Regions from separate parts of the Mus musculus genome. Here regions 1 and 3 are each linked to region 2. A link is a loop called in an ENCODE intact Hi-C map of the cell type or tissue named here. Cell type or tissue: left cerebral cortex. All regions are shown on one strand.

Region 1 (8,000 bases), 190 kb after region 2:
GGTGTCAACCTCTGTCGATTTGAATACTACCCTGAGTGGGTGGGGAGTCACACTTTCTTCACCTGGCTAGTTTACCCCGCGGATTTCTGTGAAATACCCATTATGTGTACCACATTCGATGCGAGGTGGTCTTAAAGACTCCGCATCATCGCATTTAGTAACTCGAGGGAAGCAGTGTGAGGAGAGAAGCGAGTCAGAGAGAGTGTCTTTGGGATAAAGAAAACGGGAAATGTGCACTCTAAGACTGCTTTGGATGGTCAAAAAAGATGCTTAAGATAAATATTTAGCCGTTATACACATGGCAGCTATTACTAGCAAGAGTAAATCTTAATATTTACTGTGCTTTAAAAAAAATCCATCATGAACCCTGTAGGCCATATGTGAGTGTAGCCCCAACTACTATAGAAACTGAGGCAGAAGGGATTGGGGGGGGGGTTGAGGGCCAGCCTGAGCAGCACAGGAAAACCCCATCTCCTCCGTAGATATTGAGGGGGCCAAAGGGAGATGAGAGATCTTTGTAGCTAGGTTTCTTTCTGGTTGCCTAGAAACCATGTAGCTTAGCCAGCCAGCTTTAACTCACAGTGTGAGAAATGGCTATCCTAAGGCCTGTAATCCTAAGCACTGTGGAGGCTGAGGCTTAAGGCTGGAGGATAGGAAGTTCAAAACCAGATTGAGCTACACATCAAGACCCTGTCAAGGGGCTGAAGGATAGGGAGAGAGAGAGAGACAGAAAGAAAAAGAACCTCATGAATCCATCATATCTTCTGGAAATTGATATGAATTGGGTAGGAGGAGAGCTTTGTTATTTTTGGCTAATCACTGATCAGCTAACTTCAATCTGTATTCATTTCTTGGGATTTTTTTTTTTCTTGTTGTCTGGTAAACTCTAGCATTTGTGTTTCAGGCAGCATCGATGGCAGCAATGTGACAGTCACCCCAGGACCTGGAGAGCAGACTGTGGATGTTGAACCGTAAGCAATAACCAATTATTCTTCAGAGCATAAGCTTCAGATAAGAAAAGGTCTGGGGGCTTCTAGAAGGGCAGTCAGTATTTCTGTATTCAGTGGCCACTGAGAGGGGAGAGTTGTGGAAACGTAGGATTGTGGCTTCCTTCCTACCATTTGCTTATAGCTGCTAGTATTTCAGAGACTTGTGACTAAATGTGAAACCCTAGATTCAAACAATCTAGCATCCTTACCCCCACAGGTCAGCTTCTAGACTCGTCCACATTCATATCCCCAGTGGCACTGTGACCTCTCTCTCTTGAAGGTGCTTAACTAGAAGAGAATCCTTCTGAATGTTCTTTTTCCCATGTCCCCTCTGTGACTCTTGGCCAGTCTTCCAAATGGGCTTGTTGAGTATTTGAATCATTTCATGATCAGTGAGAGGTACAGTATCCACAACACACATTGGCGGTGTGACCTCCAGAGGGCACCGGAAACCTCTGATAGGACCATGCCCTGCGTATTAGCCCTGCAGTGCCGCAACCACCTGTCTGATAACTGAGACAGAGTCTATCAAAGTAGATAGACTATCGAGTGATCTATCGTAGACTATATAGATCCCAGCTGACTACCAGGTAGGCATCTGAGGCGGGTAGAAGTGGCTTGACTTGCTATTTCATCCCGTTACTTAGAATAGCACGAAAGTAGCACTTACAGAATTATTTATTTCTGGATCTTCCAGTTTAATATTTTCCTTCCATATTAATTTCGTCTAAGTATCCCAGCTAATGTTTGTGAGCCCTGAGTAATTGAAAACCACAGAAAGCTGTAGATAAAAGAGACGCTACTTTACTATGGAAGGGAGTGAAAAGAGGCCATGGGATGGAGCTTTGTAGAGTCCAGAATCAAAAAGCTTGAGTTGCCACATTCTAGTTTTGATTTTTACTGAGTCGGTTTTTTTTTTTTTTTTTTTTTTTTTTTTTTTTTGAGGCCTTTGTTGGTGCCTTGAAAGGGAATCATGGTTACAGCCTTGTTCGGACCCCAGGTCTTAGTGAGCGTAGATGGTGTAGATGGCATATCCATGTAAACATAGTCTGGAAGGGATACATACTTTACATTGGTGCCCACACCTAGCCCCCTCCCTTCATTCTGTGGCTTGCTCTAGCCATGCCCTTGGCAACTCCTCTTTTGGAATTAGCTGTCCTTCCATTCCTGTTTCCTTAGCAAGGCTGAAAGCTGAGAAGTCAGACTGCTTGTTCCTCTTGCCTTTCCCCAGGTCCCCAACTTTAACAGGCCTAACTTGAGCCCGCCAATGATATAAATGACACTGAGCCTTATAAATATTGTAAAGCTTCAGCCTTTTGCTGGGCCGTCTCCCGACTACTCTAACCCAACTAATCCTGACACTGCATCCCGCCACGTGGACAGGCCTATCTCTCTGCTCCACTCTCATGCAACCATTCACCTCTGTGTCTCCTGGATGAAACTCTCATGTCTGATTCCTGACGGCTACTGGCCATCTGATCTTTATTACAGCCAATCAGATACAATTCCAGATTGTCTTAGGCAAATGGGGAAGAATGAATATTTACAAAATATGACACTGGTGATAGGACATAAAAATAACCAGACCGGGGCTGGTGAGATGGCTCAGTGGGTTAGAGCACCCGACTGCTCTTCCGAAGGTCCAGAGTTCAAATCCCAGCAACCACATGGTGGCTCACAACCATCCGTAACAAGATCTGACCCCCTCTTCTGAAGTGCCTGAAGACAGCTACAATGTACTTACATATAATAAATAAATAAATAAATCTTTAAAAAAAAAAAAAATAACCAGACCAAGTCCTTGCCGGTATCAAGCCCTCTGCTGGTACAAAATTAACAATTGCATGTGCAGAGACACGCCTTCACACAGTGTACCTAAACACCAATATTAAAGCTGTTCTTACCAGTGAAAAGGGCCATGCCTGGACTTGGAGGGCCCTGCTCTGGCATTCTTCTAGCAGAAGAAACTGCTTCCCTGACACTTGCAGTTCCTGACAGTTGCCCCTGGTCTAGGCTGTCACATTGAAGACCATACTGTTTTTCTTTTAAGACGCATCAACATTGGCTTAAGGTTCCAAGCAGAGATCCCAGAACTGCAAGACGTCTCCGCCCTGGCTCAGGACACACACAGGGCCACACTGGTATGGAAGCCGTGGCCTGAGCTGGAAAACCAGGCCCTCCAGCAGCAAGGTACTGGCACTTAGGAGGAGCTGGGGATAAAGCTGGCTTCTCTTAGATGTTCTCTAACAGGAACATCTGGCCCCAGAATGGGTGTGGGATTTTGTGACACTGAACATTTCTGATACAATGACTTCTTATTCTCAACAGTGGAGAATCTTCTGAATTTGTGTTGTTCCAGTGCGCTGCCAGGTGGAGGAACCAATTCGGAATTTGCTTTGCACTCTCTCTTTGAGGCCAAAGGTGACGTGATGGTAAGGAAGCTAGGAAAGGTAGGAATGGGGGCTTTGTGGATGCATTAACCCAATGCATAGGTCCAGACAGGAAGGCCTCCAGCAAAGAAAGCCCCACTTAGACCCCTGCTGGCATCTCTGTAACTAAATTATAATGAGGGGTACGTGTGTTCTAGGAAATGAGAATTTCACTCCATTCACCATGACGGAGGTGGAAGAAAAGCTTGAATTAAACGAGAACTAGCCTCCAGGTCCTTCCCGCTGTGGAAATCAGACAAACCTGGATGCCTCCAGACCTCTTTTCTCTGTCATTAGCGGTTCTGTTTTCCTACCTTTAACATAGTTCTGAACATTGGGGACCTTCATTAGGGATACTCGATGTCCCTAAACTAGAACCATGGGGCCATCTTCCCAGAGTCAACGCTGACCATTTGTCTGGTCAGCCTTCACCAGCCTCAGTTTCCCTTCTATATAGAAGGGCATGGTTCTTCTAGTACTGAAATCAGGTTCCTGCTTTTAGATTTTTACAGAAATGCAAAAAAAAAACAACAACAACAACAACAAATGTGCCAATACTTTACGTGTGATATAGAATGCTTGCCTTTGGGACCAGTGCCCTTCTGGAACCTTCAGCAACATACGTAAATCACTGGGATGTTGCCTAAGGTGTTTGTGCTGAGTCAGCAGATGGGGGTGGGGCCCGGGATTCTGGATTTTCTTCTCTCTCGCGCGCGCGCGCGCGCTTTTTTTCTTCCTTTATTTTTATTTTATGTGTATAAATGTTAATTGTGTGCAGTATCCGTGGAGCCAGAAGGAGGGCATCAGATGCCCTGTAACTTGTAACTTGTAAGCCACCTTATGGGGCTGGGAATTGAACCTGAGTCCTTTGAAGAGCAGCCAATGCTTTATTTAATCTCCGAGTCATCTCTCCAGCTCAGAGGTCCTGGGTTTCTAAGCAGCTCCTTAAAGGTTGCTGAGGCTTCTGACCTGTGGACTTAGAATAGCAAGATTTTCCTGTCTCCCTCAACCCAAACCCATCCACGCTCCTGCTGTCTTTTCTTTTAAAACCTATAGGGGGAGCTCTTCTTCCAAAGGATCCAGGTTTGATTCCCAGCGGCTGTGTGGCCGTTTCAAACTGACTGTAACTCCAGTTCGAGGAGATCCGGTGCTTTCTTCTGGGCTCCATGAGTGCCAGGCACACAGACATGCATACAGACATGGATTTTGTGCAGTGAACTTGTATTTGCAGTGCCGGGAGGGAGGCACACACAGGCAGATCCTTGGGTTTCATTGGTCACATAGCCCTCGTCCGCTTGGTGAGCTCTAAGCCACTGAGAGACACTCTCTCCAAATACAAGGGGAACAGCACATGAAGGATGAGTGACAGCTTGTCATCTGACCTCCGCATGCCCACATGCTTGCACATGCACACACATACATGGACCCACACGAATACAGACATGTACGCAAGACGGCTGCAGGAGGCAGATCTGAAGGGTGACACTGGGTGACAGTCCGGAAGGACAGCATGCGGTACACTTATTACTTAATACAGCTGTTTTTATCCAGCGATAAAGAGAGCTGTGATTGGCTATAAAGCAGTCACTGACCACCCGCTCCTTGTCTCCAAACCCTGCCCCCGCGAATCCGCCTCCCTTCAAGAGACCCCGCCCCGTCTCTCCGAAGGAGTACTCAATTCACAGCTGCCCTTTATATATTCTGTGCTGTCACCAGCTAGCTTTAGGCATGATCTTGGGGCCGGCGGAGGAGGTGGGAGTTAAGATGTTGAGTCCTGTTGGAGCCAAACTGGAAGGAAATTCCCATTAGCATCGTCTGCCCCTGGGTTTCTTCCCCATTCTGCTCTAGTGTTAGACCTGCTTTCCTGTGAGACTCGCACATAGACTGACTTCCGCCTTTTTTCTCTGACCCCGCAGGCTACCCTGGAAATGCTGCTGCTGCGGAAGCCAGTCAGGTTAAAATGTCATCCTTTAGCAAATTACCACTACGCCGGTAGGTTGCCAGGATACCCAGGCGCTGTCGCTTCCTAAGAGCGGGCACCTCACGTTTGGCTCTGTGTCATTTGTTTGAACAAGTAGATAACACTGGGTCCATTAGCCCAACACTGCTAGGCACGTGTCAGTGTAAACACCTGCCCCTGTGAATGTCCCAAGATCTGGGAGATGGTGCACGATGGCTGCCCACCAGGCAGTGGGACCTGTGCATCAGAGGGAAGAGCCACCAAGGCTACAACACAGAGCAGGCCACTCTTAGCAGCCCGTGGCTTTGGAGGCAGTAAAGGTGGGCTCGGGTCTTCCTCAAGGCCCTAGGCTTTCTATAGACTTGAATTAGAAAAAGAAAGAAGAGAGGGAAAAGAAAAGAAAGGAAAGGAAAGGAAAGGAAAGGAAAGGAAAGGAAAGGAAAGGAAAGGAAAGGAAAGGAAAGGAAAGGAAAGGAAAGGAAAGGAAGAAAAGGCTATTTCAATGCCAGGAGAAAGACTTCATGTGTGCGTGTGTTCAGGGTGTGTGTGTGTGTGTGTGTGTGTGTGTGTGTGTGTGTGTGTGTTGTAGTAGTCATAGTAGTAGAAAACAGCTTTAGATTTAAATGGAGTGTGAAGGAAATAGGTTGAGGAGCCTGAGGACAGCAAATGAGGCCATGAATGGAGGTTCCACTAACTGGAAACCCATCCACTCTTTCTCCCCAGTCCTGCCTTGTTTGTCTACTTCAGAATGACTGGGTCTTTCATTGCCCCTTGATTTTTTTTTAAAGACTTATTTATTTATTATATGTGAGTACACTGTAGCTGTCTTCAGACACTCCAGAAGAAGGCATCAGATCTTGTTATGGACGGTTGTGAGCCACCATGTGGTTGCTGGGATCCGAACTCAGGACCTTTGGAAGAGCAGTCAGTGCTCTTAACCACTGAGCTTTCTCTCCAGCCTGATTTTTTTTTTAAGATTTTATTTTTAATTTCGTCTACCTGTCTGTCTGCCTGCCTGCCTGCCTGTGCGTGCTCAAGAGCACATTATTACATTGCCCACAGAAGCCAGAAGAGAGTGCGAGATGCATGAAAGCTGAACTTTGAAGGAAGTTTGGGTCACCTGTGAGGGGTGCTCAAAGCCAGTCTCCTGACCTTTGCAAGCTCAGTATCCACTGTAGACCACTGGGCTGTCTCTCCAGCCACTGCCCCTTGATTTGTATCATTTGAGGGTTTCTTTGGTGCCTTGGGCAGACCTCCCCTTGGTAGATACTGAATGTATGGTCTTGGGGACCCCTTAACACTCCTTCCAGTCCCTCACCAGACAACCAAACGCAGCCCAAATGTGAAGGTTTCTTTTGTCTCTCCCTCCATCCTGTGAGTTGGCTTGCGCCACCTGTTGTCACCAAGTAGAAAACCCTCAAAGTTGTGTATGAGGAATACCCAAGGACACCTACCTGGGGGTCAGTTTCAGCTGACAGCAGTCACATGGAAGAGACAAGCCGGAGATGGACACTTAAGTTAAAGGCATCATGTAACCAGGGCCCAAGGAGCCAACTTCATCATCTCCCCCACTTGTGTGGGTCCAACGATGTGGGAGCTCACCGATCTGACGTGCAAACAGTTTCATTGCTTCTTAATCCCCAGCATCATATGCTGTTAGCATCATATGCTGTTCCATTAAACCCTGGCAGGCCCTCCCAACTTCCTGGATCCTCAGCATCCAGGAGAGATCCCAAACTCCTCTGCATAGTGGGCGGAGCTTCGTGTGGGCTGAAAGAAGCTTCCAGCCACTGGCTTAACCGCAGGTCACACCGCCTCAACAGAACCTCGGGGTTGGTTGTGGCCAGCAGTGAGCCTCTTCATCCAGGACACGATCCTCTCCAGTTGTTCCCAGTGTGGTAAACAAGAACTATGCACTTTTTATGTGCATCATGACACAAAAGACCAGGAAGCCATGGGATAGAGCACCTCCAGCCCCAAGCAAAACAAAACATGAAAATGTTACCAAGAATGTTGAAAGTCTGCTGAGGCCCATTAAGCTTTTCGGATGGAGTATTGCTAGATTATCCATTCCCCCAACTTCTTCCCTCTCAAATACCTTAGGAAAAACTCTTGCTTTCTGAAATCATTTCAGCCCTTGGAGACCCGAAGAGGGGGGTTACCAGTCAGTTGCCTTCTTCTCCAAGTGATTACAAGCCAAGCCTCCAAGAATATTCTAGTGTTGTGAGCAGATGAAGACACTGGTCCCTGAAGTCAGATACAATTCCAGATCTTTGACAGCTGCCTATCAAGACATGGGAAGAGACAGGCGGATTTCTGAGTTCAAGGCCAGCCTGGTCTACAGAGTGAGTTCCAGGATAGCCAGGGCTACACAGAGAAACCCTGTCTCGAAAAACAAAAACAACAACAACAACAAAAAAAGGGAGATAACTGAGTTCGTTACATCTTTTGTCCCAGCCACCATGCCATACTCTGAAACCCCCTGTATATGATTCCTGGGGGGGGTCACTGAATCCTGTCCCATCATAGCCCTGTCCTGCCTCGGCCTTTGTGCCCAGAGCCTTTCTATTACTCCCAGTTGGACGGTCAGCTCAATTTCTCCCTCGTTGGAACACCTACCCT
Region 2 (8,000 bases):
AATGTAAGATGCTCAGGCAACCATTTAACCTGTATGAGGCTAAACATTTGAGAAGAATAGGACTTTGTGTGTGTGTCTATGGTGTGTGTTTGTATGTCTGTAGTGTGTGGTGTGTATGTGTGTGTGTGGTGTGTGTGTGTGTGTGTGTGTGTGTATGGTGTGTGTGTATGTGTGTGTGTGTGTGTGTGTGTGTGTGTGTGTGTGTGTGTGTGTGGTGTCTGTGTGTGGGTATGTAGGGTGGTGGCTCTGCCAAGGCTGGAAAAGGAGCACTGGTTATAAAGACTGAAATAGGTGTCCAAAGAGTGTTGCACGGCCTCCGCTGGAAGACAGCTAGGCATATCTTCCACCTGTGAATTTTCTTGCTTCTGCTCAGGGAAAACAGAGTGGATGGGGACAGTGTGAGGAAGAGACTTTCTGGTTGTTCATTTGAACTTGGCACCATGGAAATGAATTAAGCCTAAGAAAGAGGAGGAAGAGAAGGAGGAGGAGAAGGGGGAGGAAGAGGAAGAGGAAGAGGAGAAATAATTACATTTAAGCAAGTTTTACCATGAGGACTAGTGCTGAGAATTGACAATCAAGACCTAACAGCTTTGACAAAACTTCCACTAATGTACAGTGGTCAACGGCTTCAATCTCCAGAGGGCAGGCTGTACCCAGCTCAATTCAGTTTAAAGACCTGATATTTTGATAGTAGCCATCTTCTCTCTGACTCTCTCTGTCTTTTCATTTTGTTTTTATTTTATATGTATGGATGTTTTGCCTCCATGCATGTCAGTGCACCACACGTGGGCAGAGCCGTGGAGATCAGAAGAGGGTGTTGGGTACCCGGGACAGGAGTTACAGATGGTTCTAGAACACCACCTGGGTGCTGGGAATTGAGCCCAGGTCTCTGAAAGGGCATCAATGCTCTTAACCCATGAGCCATCTCTCCCACCCTTTGAGTCATTAAAAAAAAAAATCCTATCAGGGTGTGGTGGCATATGCTTTTAATCCCAGCACTTGAGAGGCATAGGAAGTGGATTTCTGTGAATTCCAGGACAGTCTGGGCTGCACAGAAAATTTCAGGCTAGCCAGGGTTACATAGTATTACCCTGTCACCAACCAACCAACCAACCAACCAACCAACCAACCACAACTTGAGTATATGGTAATACAGATTGAGTTTCATTGCAGAGCTGTGCCGAAACCGTCAGAAAGTCACAGTGCTTGTAGGGGGTCAGGTATGTCACTCAGCAGATCGCCTTTAAAAGTTGATTTCCTTGATCAAGACCAGTGAGCTGGCTCAGTCAGTAAAGGTACCTTCCACCAAGACTCATGACTCGAGTTCAGTCCCTGGATCCCACTTGGTGGAAGATGAGAACCATTTGCAAACAAGTGGTCCTCTGACCTCCATGTTCCAACCATACACACATAAAACAAATAAAAGTCTTTTTTTTTTAAAAATGATTTCATTGTGGTCTTTCTATTATCTTTATTGGTGTTTTCCAATCATTTGGGCCAAAGATAATTTTGCTTAAATAATTTCAGATTCTGGGAACATAATTTTCTCCTGTGTGTGTGTATGTGTGTGTGTGTGAGGGAGGGAGAGAGAGAGAGACAGAGAGAGAGAGAGAGAGAGAGAGAGAGAGAGAGAGAGAGAGAGAGAGAGAGAGATTGAGTTTGCTCTAGATCTTCTGGGCTAACTCTCTTCAGGGACACTCTCTGCTCCCGGTGAACTTGTGGACCAAGTAAGAAAGCGTGGTGTGTTGAAAGCGTGGTCTTTTAAGGTGGCTGTGTAGTTGCATGAAGCAAATCCACAGCCTTCTGCAGCCTGTGGTCTAGGAGCCCCGGCAAACCTGGGTGGTAAAGGTCTGTATTATGACCCGGGGCCAGTTACTTAACTCTGCAGCCTGGAACTCCTTATCTGTTAGGGTTTCTTATCTGCCCCAGGGAGGAGCTTTTGTTTGGAGACCTTTTGTCTCTTGGTGCTCTGTGGGTGTGAGTGTTGACCTTTGGAGGTGGAGAGACTCAGGTTTGTAGGAAAGGCAGGGCGATGCTTTCTCCATGGTCTCTAGAGGAATCCAAGCCAACTCGCTCAGGGAACCGTCAGGCCCTGGGGCAGTGGTGGCTCTCAAGCTTAGCAAAGGGCCTTCCTTAGGGCCAGTTCCGTGATAGCCTGGCTGCTAGAAGGTCTGGAGAAAGGCCCGCCAATCCCAGGGAGTCAGAGATGAAGGTGTAACTTCTAGAAGGGTTCTTGGAGATAGGGGAAGTGGACTGGAACACTGAAGGTCTAGTAAAATCAGGTAGGTGAATGGTTAGGGAGGCCACCCCCCTCTGGAACAGAGCAGTGGCAAGGCTCTGACTGAAGGAAGAGAGGGCTGCAGAGATGAACTACGCCCCCCACCCCACCCCACTCCCCGCGCAAGGCGGGTGGGGTTGCTTCAGAACCAGGAGGGACTTGCAGGGTTTAAAAGGTTACGGTAAGCTGCAGTGTGGGACACTAGTGTCTTAGTAAGGGCGGCAGTCTTAATGGAAGCAGAGGATTGGCAAGGTAAGGGTGAGCAAGCTTTGCTCCTCTTCGCTGTCCTTGGCTCTTTGCTTAGTCGAAAGGACCGGGTCCCGGGCCAGAGGGTCACTGAGAGAAAATAGACCCAAGCCTCTTTCTGTTTCTTTCAGAGGGTCTTCCTGGTTCAGGTGTTTTAGAATTTATAGGATTAGATGAGAGGGCTTTCCAGTGCTGAAGATGGAGAACCGTTACCCCTCCAAACACACCCACCCACCTACCCACCCACGCACGCGCGCGCGCGCGCGCGCACACACACACACACACACACACACACGCGTATACACACCACCTCCGCGGCTTTTGGCAGCAGCCTCTTCAACCCATGACCTCATGCTTTAAGCTTCCATATAGTTTTTCTCCCGCCCTGTCCACACCCGGAGCCCAAGTGGGGGTGGGATGGGTCAGGGACAGTGGCTTATCTCGCGCCAGATTTGAGGAGAAAAGGGCACACGATTCCTCCACACAGGGGAGGGAAAGGATGGTGTAACTTTTCCTCGTGGGGAAAAAAAAAACCCTCGTTGTCCTACAGATCCTCCAACACTGAAGTCTAGATCTCCGCGCCGGGTGGCTGTTTTAGTTGAACTATCTTTGGTGCACGTTTCCTCAGACTAGAAAAGAAGTACGGAGATGGTTGGAGATGCCGGGGATGTTGGCCTAAGGTCGTGGCACCTGGACTGATCTGCAGTCCCAGGACGAGGTCTTGTTCAGATCCCTTTCCATTTCCGAGGCCAGCCAGCGGCCCCCCCCCCCCCCCCCGCCCCAGGGGGGATCGAACCCTTGGCTAGCCTGCCAGCCGGCGCCCTGCCCCCTTGCTCGCAGCTGCTCTCCGTTTGGGTGCAGCGGTTTTCCCCCGCAGAGCAGGAGGAGGAGACAAACCCAAGGAGGGGGAGCGACTTCAGGGCTCGGGTTTCTGCAACCAATGCCGAGCAGCCCCGGGCGGCCCCCCGGCGGCGGGCCCTCCTCCCCGGCACCACGTTCCACAGTCATGGCGCACGGCGAGGGGCGGACGCAGGGCCGCACCCGCGCCCCCTCCTCTCCTCCCTCCCTCCTGCCCGCCTCTCTCCTAGGCAACATCCCTCCCAGACCCAGCGGAGATGGAGACCGCTCCCCGCCCCCAAGGGGCAGAGGATGGAGGCGCGAGCTTCTCCAGAACCCTCAGATCCCTTCCTGGGAGCACCCCCAGGCCCTAGAAAGACCGGGGGATGCGGTGGTGTTGGTGAGGGTTCGAGGCACAGTCCTTTTTGCAGCCTGCCTGGATCTTGGTATCTTTGCAAATCCTTAAATAAACAACAATAAAAATCTCCCAGCCCGAGTCGTTAGATTTGCAACGCGCCTTTTACAATAACCGCGACTGCGACGCAGGAAGCAATCCTGCAATGGGTCCGGAGTGGGAAGGCGGCAGCTTCCCGGCCACCAAGCTGCTCTCCCACCCCTCCCACTCCAAGGGGGCCTCGAGTCCCCCACCCCCTCCGGGGATCCGAGTCTCTGCTACACTCCGGGGACTGACAGGTCCTAGGCTCGTGGTCCCATCCTCTCCAGTTCAGAGACTCGCCAGCTTACAAAAGGTGCAAGCTCACGTATACACTACGCGGAGCGCGGAAAAGAAGAAAAAAAAAAAGTCGTCCGTGCACCGGCTAGGGGAAGGCTGCGAACAATGCACCGGGCGGCCCGCGCCTGCCGGAGCGCGGCGCCCCGGGGGACAGGGGCGGCGGGCGGGGGCCGCGGCGGAGAACCCGCCGCGCTGGACACCTTACTTCCTGCTTCCCCGCCCGCCGCCAGCCCCAGCTCTGCGGAGGGATATCTCTCCCCTCCTCTGTCCCTCTCCCTCTTTTACCCGCCTGTCTGCCCCCCTTTTCTGACCCCCCCCCCCACTCCACCCCGCCTTTCTCCTTTTGCAAGAAAATAATTTGACAGTCGATTTGCTGACAGGGGAGGAATTTGCATCCTGGATTTAAAAAAAAAAAAAAAAAAAGGCCGAGAGGAGCTTAGGAACGGTTGCTAGGGGTGGGTGATGGGTGAAAAGGGGTGGGTTGGGGTGCTGGGGAGCGGATCCGGAGGGCTCGGGGAGGGGGCCATGCAAAAAGGTAAGGCCAGGTTAGCGCTGCTCGGCCCTGAGTGGGCTGCGGCCGGGGGAGGGGCGAGAGATACATATGTATTTCTGTCTCCCCAGCACACCCCCTTCCCTCTATGCGATGGCTGAGAGGCGGTGCATGCAGATGGGGAGTAAGTTTCCTGGAGGGGAGGAGGGTGGATGCACGCGCGCAGCCCGGCGCTGCAAATTTCCACCGGGGAGGGAGAGAGTGGCTGGATGCGGAGAGTTTGGAGTTGGAGGGCAAGGAAGGGAGCAGGGCCTGGGGGAGGGGGGAAAGAGGGGTGCTATTGGTGCTGTATCTGGGAGTAAGTTTCCAAGGACGAGAGAGCCTGCACGCTTGCTTGCTAGCTAGTAAGTTTCTGGCCGGGGAGGGCGCGTGAGGAGGAGGGGGGTGTGCATGTATATAGAAGGGGGGAGGGGGGAGCAGATTTCCTGCGGGGAGGTTGAATACATATGGAGAGGAGATTTCCTGGAGGGAGGGTTGAGGCGTAGACCGGACCGAGTAAGTTTCTTGCTGGGGTGGTGGCTGAAGGTGGTGAGTTGGTGCTTTAGAAAGCCCTGAGCTTCCCACCCGGGACTCAGGGGGGAGGGGGCCGTGCTGTGGGAGGGAGGGGCGAGGGGCCAGGTTCCCTGCTTGGGGAGAGGGGCTTGCATCTGGGGAGTATGTTTCCTGGCGGAGCGATATTTGTTTACAGGCTGAGGGCAGTACTGTAAATGAGTAGCTGCGAGAAGGCGGCTGACATAAATTAATATTGAAATTATTCCATCAGCTCGGCTCGCCCCCCATCTCACCCCCCCAAGTGGAGATTGGTCGTCTTGTCGGATTGCCCAGGCACTTGTTGCCGAAACAGCCAAGGTAGGCGAAAAGCTTATTAAGTTTCATTTAAAAAAAAATAGTTGGGAGGAGGGATGCTCCGTAAGAAGATGGGGGTGGAGTGTGGAGGGAAGCCTGCGGGGGACACAGAAAGACAAGTCTCCCGAGGCCTCTTTACTTTCAGTACGTTAGCAGGGCCTTTTCCCTGCTCGCCTTCTTCCCTGTTCCCTCTCCGGGCTCATAGCATCCCAGCAAAGGGGGAGGGGTGAGGTGGGCGGTGTAACTGGCAAACCCCAGCTTAAAGGGTGTCGGTGGTGGGTTTGAAATTGAAGGTTGGTATATTATAAAGCCTCCATTCTTCCAGCCAAGAAACCGCAGGACCCTAGGGATGTGTCTTTTGGGGTTTTTGACATGATACATATGTGTATATATGGGAGTCTGCGGGCTCTGTGGGGGCTGGGTAGTCCCCAGAAGTAAGTGTGGCCACCCAGGTGGGAGAAGTGTATAAGCAGGCGAACTTGCCTCTTCACTCCCCAACTTCAGTCTGTGAGTCTGGGAAGTTACTGCTGGTGGGCTGAAGAAGCAGAAATTACAAACCAAAGCACGGTTTTACCCACGGAGGCAGGCTGACAGCACCTGGTAGGCAGCCTCTGGCCAGCGCCTGGCTGGAGCTTGCAGCCCGCCATCCTTGGGTTAAAGAAGAAAAAAAAATATGCCTTGGGGTTCCGGGCAGGTTAGAGTCAGCTTGCTGTCAAACTCCTCAGACAAATGTTGCTTTGGTAAGTGAAGTGTTTGTGTTGTAGTCAGTGCTTGGTCTTTCGTGGTCCTGGACTGTCTTGCTAAGTGTGTGGAAGTCATGCTTCAACATGACCAGTTCAGGCATGGCCCAAGACGTCAGCAGAGCATGCCTGGGAGAAGCAGTTTCCTTGGCCTTTTCCTCAGGCAGCCGAGGTGATTTAAAAAAAAAAAAGAAGAAGAAGAAGAAAAATAGAAAGAAAGAAAGAAAGAAAGAAAGAAAGAAAGAAAGAAAGAAAGAAAGAAAGGAGTTTTACATTGTCCCAGGCAGTGACAATCGTTTGCTTGCACCCTCGGTACTTCTCATTCAAGGAGTTCTGTGGGGAAGTGTGCTTTGTAGCCCACTCCGACAAGATGCTTGGAGGAGCCAGCACTTAGCTAGTTAAACCAGCAGTCTTTGCCTCTCCTTGCTCGCTTTCTTGGCTCGCAGCCTACTGGGTTCTGCAGATCCTTTAACTTTGATGGGTGCTGGTGTGGGGAGTTGAACTTGGCCAGGAGAATTTGAGCACCAGGGGGTCTGGCCAGGAACTGGTTAGTAGGGATATGGCATAACCACCCAACACCGAGGTTAACTAAAGTCGGTTAAGCTTTCCTGAGTTCTGTAAACAGGTTTTGAGTTTAGAAAGGGAAAATGGGTTAAAAAACAAAACAAAATAATAACACCACCACCACCACCACCACCCCCTTATGTTACTGATAAACAGTCCGTTTTTCCTTCTCTCCTTCCTCCCATCAGGCTTCAGGATCAAGGGATTAATATTTGGCAGATTGAGAGTTGAGTTAGTTCGAAATCTTAGTGCCACCTATCACATGTTCCCAACTAGGCATTAGCTAAACAAATTAGCTGTTATCTTTAACTGGGCTATTGGCTGAGTCTGATTGGGTGTATACGCTCAGAGAGTAAATAAGAATTCCTCATGTGTGTTTATTCCAGGGTGGAATTATTTACATGTCTAACCTGGGAGCCAAGAATGGGTTTTTTTTCCCCCTCTTAACATTTATTTTATTGTCTCGCTTTTGGCCATTAATCAAGTCACAGTAGCGCCCCCCCCCTCCGCCATTCAACTGAGAATGTTCTCGTGGTAATAAAGGCTTGAAGGCCCAAGAATCATAATTCATTCTTTTTATAATATTGTGACAATTGTCAGGATTTGATTTACAGGAATTGATACCCGGAGTGACACACCCCTTTGGGCCCCGCCCTTTCAGGCATGTCCATTTTCGCCAACTGATTGTTTAGAAGCTAGCCTGACATGTTGGGGGGGGGGGAGAGGAGGAGGGAGGGAAGGCGCCTTTGCCTTATGCATTATAGGCACAGAGAAGATTAATTTTGTAGGTTCCAGAATGAACGTGGGTCTTTTCACAGCTTGGTAAGCAGGCATCCACGTAGCAGGCATGTGCTAATATCAGAGAGCATTGACAGAAGCTTACTGTGGAAATAGTCAGTCTAGCAGCTGTGCAGAGAGCACTCTGTTAACCGGCCTGTGCCTGTGCTATTTGTTGAGTTCAGAGTTTAAATTATAAAGAGGGGAGAGAGGAGAGGGTGTTGTGTTCCGTGCCTCGTATATTAAAATGTGCAGACACGGAAAACAAAGCTTATTTAGAATTTTCTCTTTCTTTTTTGATGTATGGGTTTATCGTAAGAACACAAAGTATTGTTTTTCTCTCCCTAGGCAGGGTGGGGTGGTGCATAGAAGAATTTGCCAAGAGGCTGATAGGGTGAGAAGAGCTAAAATTGTTTATATTTAGTAGTT
Region 3 (8,000 bases), 57 kb after region 2:
TTGGTTTTTCGAGGCAGGGTTGCTCTGTGTAGCCCTGGCTGTCCTGGAACTCACTCTGTCGACCAGGCTGGCCTTGAACTCAGAAACCCGCCAGCCTCTGCCTCCCAAGTTCTGGGATTAAAGGCGTGCGCCACCTCCGCCCGGCTCCCACATCCCAGCTTTTTAATGTGGGTTCCAGGAATCAGAACTCCAGCCCTGACTCGCTCCGCACACTCTACCCACTGATCCACGTCCGCAGCCCTGTTTTTGGATTTTTGAGTCCGTGTCTTACTATATTCTCCCACTGGTCTGGAACTTGTGGTGATTCTCTTGCCTCTGGCTCCTGAGGGCTGGCATGACAGTTGTCTACCACCATGTCTGGCTCCCCGTGTATTAGTGGAGAATCTTGACGTCATGGCCATTCAGAAGGTCTGGCCTCCTTCCTGGGTGTGGGTCGATGCTGGTGTCCTCTGCATTCAGTCTGTGGCATTAGGCCCATGAGCAAGCCCAGCTGCCCTGCTCCCTCGGTCGTGAGCGATGACCAGGCTCGTCGGCTGCGACGGGCCCTGTACTTGATCTCTGATGTCCGGGGGAATGGATGTCTAAGTGTTTTCTGATGTCTGAAACTCAACTGTCGCTTTAATGAAGAAACCCGTGAGAGGGACACACTTCCTCTTCATTTGCGTTTTATGTTTAAAAATTCTACAGATTCCGTTTCATTTCTCTTCCTCTGGATTGAAAAAAAAAAAAAAAAAAAAGACAACCCACCATAAAAAAAACAGAACCCCCAGGAAAATAACTGGGCCTCGGGAAACACAGCAGTTTTTCTATGAGGAGCCCTCTTTGCTCAAAGGTGGAGCTTCTGAGATTCTAACAGGGCAGCCGGAATGGAGGGAGACGCTGAGGCTCATGGGATTGGGGCGGGGGAGGGGGCGGAGTTGATTGACATCCACATGGGAACAGGGGTGGGGCCACCGCTCCTCATACTTCTCTTTCTAGTCCTTGCTCTCCACTTCCTCCTTCCGCTGCCTCCTCCCCCTTCCTCTTCTTCCTTTTCCTCTTCCTCTTCCTGCTCTGCTCTTTCTCATTTCTCGTCCTCCTCTCCATTTATGTATGTATGTATGTATGTATGTATTTTTAAGAGAAAGGTTCGTTTTGTCTATATGTGTTCCCCGTCTTTCTGAGAACAGTTACTAAAGACAGTATCATTTCACCACTGTGTGTCTTTGGCGTCTTTGTGGAAAATTAATTGGCCATAGATGCTGGCTTTATCTCTGGGCTTCAGGCGGTGTGTCCATTTCGATGTTGGTACCATGCTGTTTTGATTGCTATGGCTTTATAGTATATTTTGAAAATAAGTGCTCATGCCGACTGGTTAGTATTTTTGGTAATTCTTTGTAAATTTTGGATTTATTCTTTTTTTTCCATTTTTGTGAAGAATGACTTTGAGACTGCATTGGACACAATGAGCACTATGAGTTGTTTTTGGTTTTGTTGTTTTTCGAGATGGCCTTACTTTATCACCCAGGCTGCTCTTGAACACTTAGTCTCAGGAGCACCTTCCCCTTTCAACTTTCTGACTGCTGATACTGTAGGTAGGCGTTCTTACCGTGTCTGGCTCAGGACAGTTTTTGAAAAGATTTAGCAGGGTTTTTTGTGCATTGGCGTTTTGCCTGCCTGCATGTCTGTGTGAGCCTGTCAGATCCTCTGGAACTGGAGTTACGACAGTTGTGAGCTGCCATGTGGGTGCTGGGAATTGAACCCAGGTCTCTGGGAGAGCTGCCAGTGCTCTTAACCACTGAGCCATGTGCTGACTCCTCAGTACAGAAATTTTAACAGTATTAAATTCTTACAACATTTTCGTAACATATTTCTTTGTTTCCTGAGGGACAAGGGCATGCCCGTTGGGGTTAATTCTGTCCTGCCACGGGGGTTCTGGGTATCTCAGGTTGTCAGGTTCCGCATTACCCACTGAGACAACTCACTGGCCCCGGAGCAGTTGTAATCCACGAACATGGGCTATCTCTATTGGTTTATATTTTCAATTTCTTTTGTTTATGCTTTGTAGTTTCCCATATATAAATCTTTCATGTTTGTGGTTAAATTTATTCCTAGGGATTTAAAAAAATATATAGCTTAACAGGGAATTGTTTTCTAGTTTCTTTTTCTCAGTTAATTGTCAGCCCTCAAAACATTCTGATACTTTGTTGCCGTTGCGTCAGCATCACTCTTTCTGGAGGACCCTCCAGGTATCAATCCTGGCATGCCGCTGAGCTCAGCAGAGAAGCAGGTGTCTCTTGACCCATGACCTACACAAACTAGTAGCGACAGGCTTTGCCTGAATGGTGGCTAATTCCTTTCTCATGGAGACAGACTCTTGAGCTGGGGGACTGTCTAGATCACTATCTCTTGAGCACATCCGAATTTTCATTGGACAAAGGAATGCCGTGGGGCTGGCTGCAGCTAAAGCTCAGAGGTAGAAGAACTTGGTCTAGCACACAGCAGGCCCCCGGTTTGATTCCCAGCACAGAGGAAGGGAGGAAGTCCACGTGGTCCAGGAGTGAGCAGTGGCTGGCTGCTGAGTGAGGTGAGAGGCGTCCTCATCCCAGGATGTAGCCTGAGTCTGGAGAACTTTGGAGCAGAGGGCTGAGTCAGGTAGGTAAATGCCTGGCAGAAAGGAGCTGTGGTGCGTGCTTGAAACTTCCTAAGCATTTGATAACTACAGCACAACTGTTGTAATTCTAGGGTCTGGCTGCGTAGTACCTCTGTCCTGTCTTTCGACCCTGATAAGGGCCATCCTACAGAACGCCCGTCTAGGGATGCCACCCAGGCTATATCACAACACTTTCTCACCACAATGAGGTGTTGTCCTCAGGAGGTCTCAGGCCTAATTTCTAGTCATCATTTCTTCCCCAAAGATGTCCTCTGCTCCTTCCTCTCCCCTCCCCCATCCCATGTAAATTTAGTTTGCAGCCTCTCCTGCAGTTTGGTTAATCTTAGACTCCAAGAGCAGGGAGCTCTTCTATCTCTGTTGGCTATATTGGGGTCTGTGATTCTAACACAAAAAAGAAAAGAGAAAGCCAGGTGCCTGGAGCTTTTCAGTAGCTCTCACTGTCTCTGAGGTGGCCCAGAGGGGCTCCAGGACCTCTCTCTTGCTTCAGGGGCCCAGAGAAGAACAGGGAGACCCATGCTGTGCCTGTGCTGTTGCTGGCTTCTTCTTCCCAGGTCTGGGTCGCTCCAGTGCTCAGGGGACTTAAAAATTCTCCTCCTGTCATCCTTGGCTTCTGAGGAAATCAGTTTGTGGGTTTTCTTATGAAACGTAATGAGGAGATTTCAAATTATAGACTCTCGGTGACACTCATTTGGGGGGGTGGTGAGGAAGCTCAGAGGGGCTGAGGTCACAGTGCTATTAAGGGACGGGACCCAGTGTTCATTATTTTAGTTACTATGTATGTCAGCTGTCCTTTGGCCTTCTGTCAAAAGTATTTATTATTTTTGGGGACTGGGGGGGGCGGGGGTGTGTGACTCGGGTGGCTGAGTGCTAGGGGGTGTGAGGGGTGACTCTGGTGGCTAAGTGCTGGGGGGCGGGGGTGTGTGACTCTGGTGGCTAAGTGCCTGTCTTTACTGTGCAGGCATGAAGATGTGAGTTTGAGTCCCCGTACCCGTGTAAAAAGCCAGGTATGGTGGTGCATGCTTGTAATGTGAGCACTAGGAGAGTAAAGCCAGAAGGACCCCTGGGGCGGTCACCAGCTTAGCCTAATCAGCCAAGCCCAGGCCAGTGAGAGATCCCATCTCAGAAATCACAACAGCCAGGAGAGGTATCTGAGACTGCCCTTGGGGTGGCGTACACACACACACACACACACACACACACACACACACACACACACACACAAACACACACAAACACACGAACACAAACATTAATAAGTAGTAAACAGTATTTTCTGTCTTTGTGTCATTTTCTCCTCTTTGGGCTGTAGCCTGGATAATTTAGTGTGGTCTTTGTATCTCGTTTTTATTCACTTTAAACAGTGTGCCTCTTGAGGGTCAGCGTTTGGGGCTTTGATGGCCATGCGTGGGGCGTGGGGGGTGGGGCATGTGGATGCATTTGCATGTTCTCAGGTTCTAGTTATCCATTTGGGGTCAGTGTGCGGGACGTCTGCATGGTCTGAGTAATCCCATCTTCTGTGTTGGCACCCCAGGGCGTGCAAGGGGCTTGGCTTCCTTCTGTCCTGAAAAACCTGCTTTCTCTGGCTCTCTGGGACCTGGCTGTTGGATACCCGTGGAGTCCTCAGTACATAGTTCTGGGAGCAGCCTGCTTGGAAAGTGTCCATCGGCTGCAGAGGATCGGAACTACACACTGGCCAAACAGCACAGAGCATTGAGTAGCTTCCTGGCCCTCTACCGTGAAGTGGGGTTTCTCTGTGCATTTTCCATATTAATTTTATCCTCCTCTGCCAGGGTGTTCAGTGCCTCTGTGTGAGAGGATGGGTACTAGCAAGGGCCATGTCACCTAGGTTTCGGGGAAGTCCAGCTAGCTTGTTTGCCTGTCGTGCCTCAGCTTTGCCCAGAAGACTGGGGAGAGTTTCCTGTCCCTTCTCTCTAATGAGATCACACTTAACACATCAGGAGCTGAGAGTGTTGGGGGCATAGCTGTAATGATAGCACTTTGCCGGAGAGGCAGGGAGATTAGTAGGAGTTTAAGACCAGCCGTGACTGCACAGTGAATTCAAGGCTGACCTGGGCTATACCCGTCTGTCCAGACAAAACAAAACAAACCCCAAAAACTAAATAAGCAAATGAAGTGAAATGCAAGGAGGAAGGCAGAGACAGGAGGATTGTAAGTTTTAAGTTCAGCCTGGGCTAAGGTGCTGCTCTAAAGAAGAAAAAGTGAAAGACTAGATATACTAAATCTCCAAGAGGGAAAAATGACAGAAAATAATAAATACACGTATGAATGTGCGTGTGTGCGTGTGTGTGTGTGTGTGTGTGTGTGTGTGTGTGTGCTGTGCTTATGTGTGTGGAGGCCAGAGGACAACCTCGGGTTTCATTCCTCAGAAGGGAAGGATCAAGGACTCAAGGCTGGTTGAGCTGGACCTGGCTGTGAAATCCCCTTTCCCAAGCCTCTCCCTCAGACTGTCAGCCCAACACTGATGGAAGTCCGGAGCTGAAGGAGGACAGCCCTGCAGTCATGCCGTCGCATGCAGCCGCAGCTGGCAGCTCGTGGGCTGCTATCGTTCTGTAGTGTGGAGTAACGGTATCCTTCCATCAGATGGCTGGAGTCCCCTTGAGCTGTGATGGACTTGGCCATCCCTGTAGTCACCCTGACTTTATAGAACACTGGTTGGGACCCAGAGAGGCAAAGCTGGCTATCCCAAGGTCACTGCTCCACAAGGCTGAACCAGGTCACAGACTTGACTGTGTCCCCTCTCCCATAAAGACCTCCCTTTAGCCCAGGGAGGCTGGCCCCATGTGCCCGGCCTGCCCCGGTTTCCTTCACACAGGTGTGGGCGCGCCAGCTGAGGACTTCATGACTTCATCTGCGACAATGCGGTTGGGTACAGTGTGCCTGGTGGCGGCCTAAATTTAAACGAAGTGGGCTGGGGTGGGTGGGAGTGAAGATCGGCTCGGTGCTTTCATTAAAGCACAATGTGTTGGGGGCTGGCTCACTTTTTATTTCTGCCTCACTGAATGAGGGTTGAGCTAAGAGCTGAGCATTTTGCCTCCCCTCCCCCTTTCCTTTTCTTACTTTTTTTTTTTTAGTGATTAAATATTCATATTTATATGTTCTCAAATTGGGACTGGCGGAGCATTTCACTTTCAACCTAAATCTAAGTGAAAGCTGCCGAGAACTTGTTATTTTACGTTGTTACAGTCGTGGTTGCAGCTGACGAGGGGGCTACTCCAGGCCTACAAAACATCTGCAGACAGATGTGCTGACACTTGGAGCTGCACTCCCAGCTCCGGGCCCCAGGGTCGCTGGGGGACCCTGAACCTCAGTTTCCTCTCGATAAAATGGTGTTAGCAGTATCTGTGTTTTAGAATCACTGGGTGTGTGGCTTCACGTTTGTGAAGTCCTTGACGGGCTGTGTACACATGGAGGGTATCCATGCCTCCTTGACTGACCTTACTTGGCTCTGTGCTCCATTGGATGGGGCGAAGTGGGATAGGAGATTGGAGGGCTAGCCTGCTGAGGATGGCATGAGGCAAGTGTGTGTGTGTGTGTTGCACATGTGTGTACAGGCACACATCCTTATGCATACATACATACATACACACACACACACACACACACACACACACACACACACACACACACACACAGGCTCGGAAACAGGCCTGACTTATCTCTTTGGGGACATTGGACATTGTAGAGATCTGAGTATCTACACTGTCCCTCCCAAAGGGCATTTTTCCAAGATTTTACCCCATTGAGTCTTCCTAGTTAGTCCTCTTGGCCTTTAAATGCCCAGATTAATCCCAGTACTTGGGAGGCAGGTAGATTTCTGAGTTCAAGTACCCGGTCTACATAGTGAGTTCTAAGCCAGCCAGAACTACAAACCTTGCCTTAAAAAATCATCTTGCCTAGGGCTAAAGAGATAGCTCCATGGATAAAGGTACTTGTCACCAAACCTGCTGACCTTAGTTCAATCCCTGGGACACACAGTGACAGGAGAGAAGCAACTTGTACATGGGGTCCTCTGACCTCTATGTGTGTGCTCTGTTAATTAAAAAATGTAAAAAAGAAAAAAGTCTGGCCTAGGGCTATAGCTGACATGTGCAAGGCTTGTTCCTTAACACTGCAAACCAAAACCAAACAAACAGACCCAATATTTACTGTTTAATAATATTAATAATAATAATAAGTTAGATAAAAGTTGGGGCATATTTGAAGAGAATGGGAAGAAAGCACAGATGTCCGTCACTACTCTTCAGACTCTGACATTTTCAGGATCTTGGATTTTTTTGGCCCAGTGATTTTTCCCACGCATGCGTGCATCACTCTGCTTGCCTGCTTGTTGTTTTCTTACAGAACTGGAGCCAGATCATGTATGTTGTTATGTGATGTGTTCCTGGAATACTGTATAGTCAAGCTTTTCTAGTCTAGGCAGTCTTTAGTAGTTTGGACGGCTGTAGCCTGTCTAAGCAGCATCTCTTAGGTCAGGCAGCTCTTTTCTAGGCCTCCTTTGGTGAGTGCTTCTGTGGAGCTGGGAATTTTCGTAACTAGGTAGAGATTTTCTGGGAGCCGGAGAGATGGCTCAGTGGTTAAGAGCACTGACTCCTTGTGGTGATTGTACATGCTTGGCGCAGGGAGTGGCTCTATTAGAAGGTGTGGCCCTGTTGGAGTAGATGTGTCACTGTGGTTGTGGGCTTTAAGACCCTCATCCTAGCTGCTTGGAAGCCAGTATTCTGCTAGCAGCCTTCAGATGAAGATGTAGAACTCTCAGTTCTTTCTGCATCATACATGCCTGGAAGCTGCCATGTTCCTGCCTTGGTGATAATGGACTAAACCTGTAAAAATTAAATGTTGTTCTTTATAAGAATTGCCACCGGGCGATGTTGGCACACACCTTTAATCCAGGCACTCGGGAGGCAGGGACAGGCGGATTTCTGAGTTTGAAGCCAGCCTGGTCTACAAAGTTAGTTCCAGGACAGTCAGGGCTATACAGAGAAACCCTGTCTTGAAAAACCAAAAAAAAAAAAAAAAAAAAAGCATTGCCTTGGTCATGGTGTCTGTTCACAGCAGTAAAACCCTAAGACACTTCTCGTCTAAAGGACCTGGGTTTGAGTCTCAGCACCCACATGTCAGCTCCCCACTTCCAGGGAGCCCTCAATCCTCTCTTGACATCCATGGGCAGCAGATACACACATGGTATAGAGACATACACATAGGCAAAATACATATACATAAAATAAAATAAATTGAAGATTCTCTAGCGGGGTCCTCTGAACTAAATGGTTTGTGGGTTTCAGAGTTTACCATAACCCTACACGTGCCTGGCTCTTCAAGTCCCCCG

What was found. Peaks named below come from ENCODE experiments on the same cell type or tissue, not always from the same donor. Only the 100,000 strongest peaks of a DNase experiment are listed, where the experiment ranks them.
Region 1: it touches region 2 in a loop (2.9-fold over the local background); 7 of 42 quality-filtered maps call a loop at or near these places.
Region 3: it touches region 2 in a loop (7-fold over the local background); 5 of 42 quality-filtered maps call a loop at or near these places.

The regions. Positions count from the first base shown.
Region 1 is chr17:47,323,684-47,331,683 of GRCm38, forward strand. Trerf1 (transcriptional regulating factor 1) reads left to right here. Exons shown (of 17, transcript NM_172622.3): 8 at 905-971; 9 at 3,040-3,179; 10 at 3,318-3,421; 11 at 5,335-5,410. Among named protein-coding and RNA genes, the nearest start is that of Mrps10, 41 kb to the right of the region's middle. In left cerebral cortex, CTCF peaks have their summits at 2,824 (motif pointing left) and 4,464; a DNase peak (open chromatin) is centred at 574.
Region 2 is chr17:47,136,417-47,144,416 of GRCm38, forward strand. Gm41589 (a long non-coding RNA gene) reads right to left here and starts at 3,283. Exons shown (of 3, transcript XR_876847.2): 1 at 2,832-3,283. It also overlaps a transcript of Trerf1 not described here. In left cerebral cortex, a CTCF peak has its summit at 3,589; DNase peaks (open chromatin) are centred at 2,860, 3,133, 3,503, 4,084 and 5 more places; H3K4me3 peaks cover 5,187 bases; H3K27ac peaks cover 4,470 bases.
Region 3 is chr17:47,193,855-47,201,854 of GRCm38, forward strand. It overlaps a transcript of Trerf1 not described here. Among named protein-coding and RNA genes, the nearest start is that of Trerf1, 32 kb to the right of the region's middle. In left cerebral cortex, no CTCF peak of the experiment used is centred here; DNase peaks (open chromatin) are centred at 210, 1,643, 2,648, 3,038 and 3 more places; H3K27ac peaks cover 3,124 bases.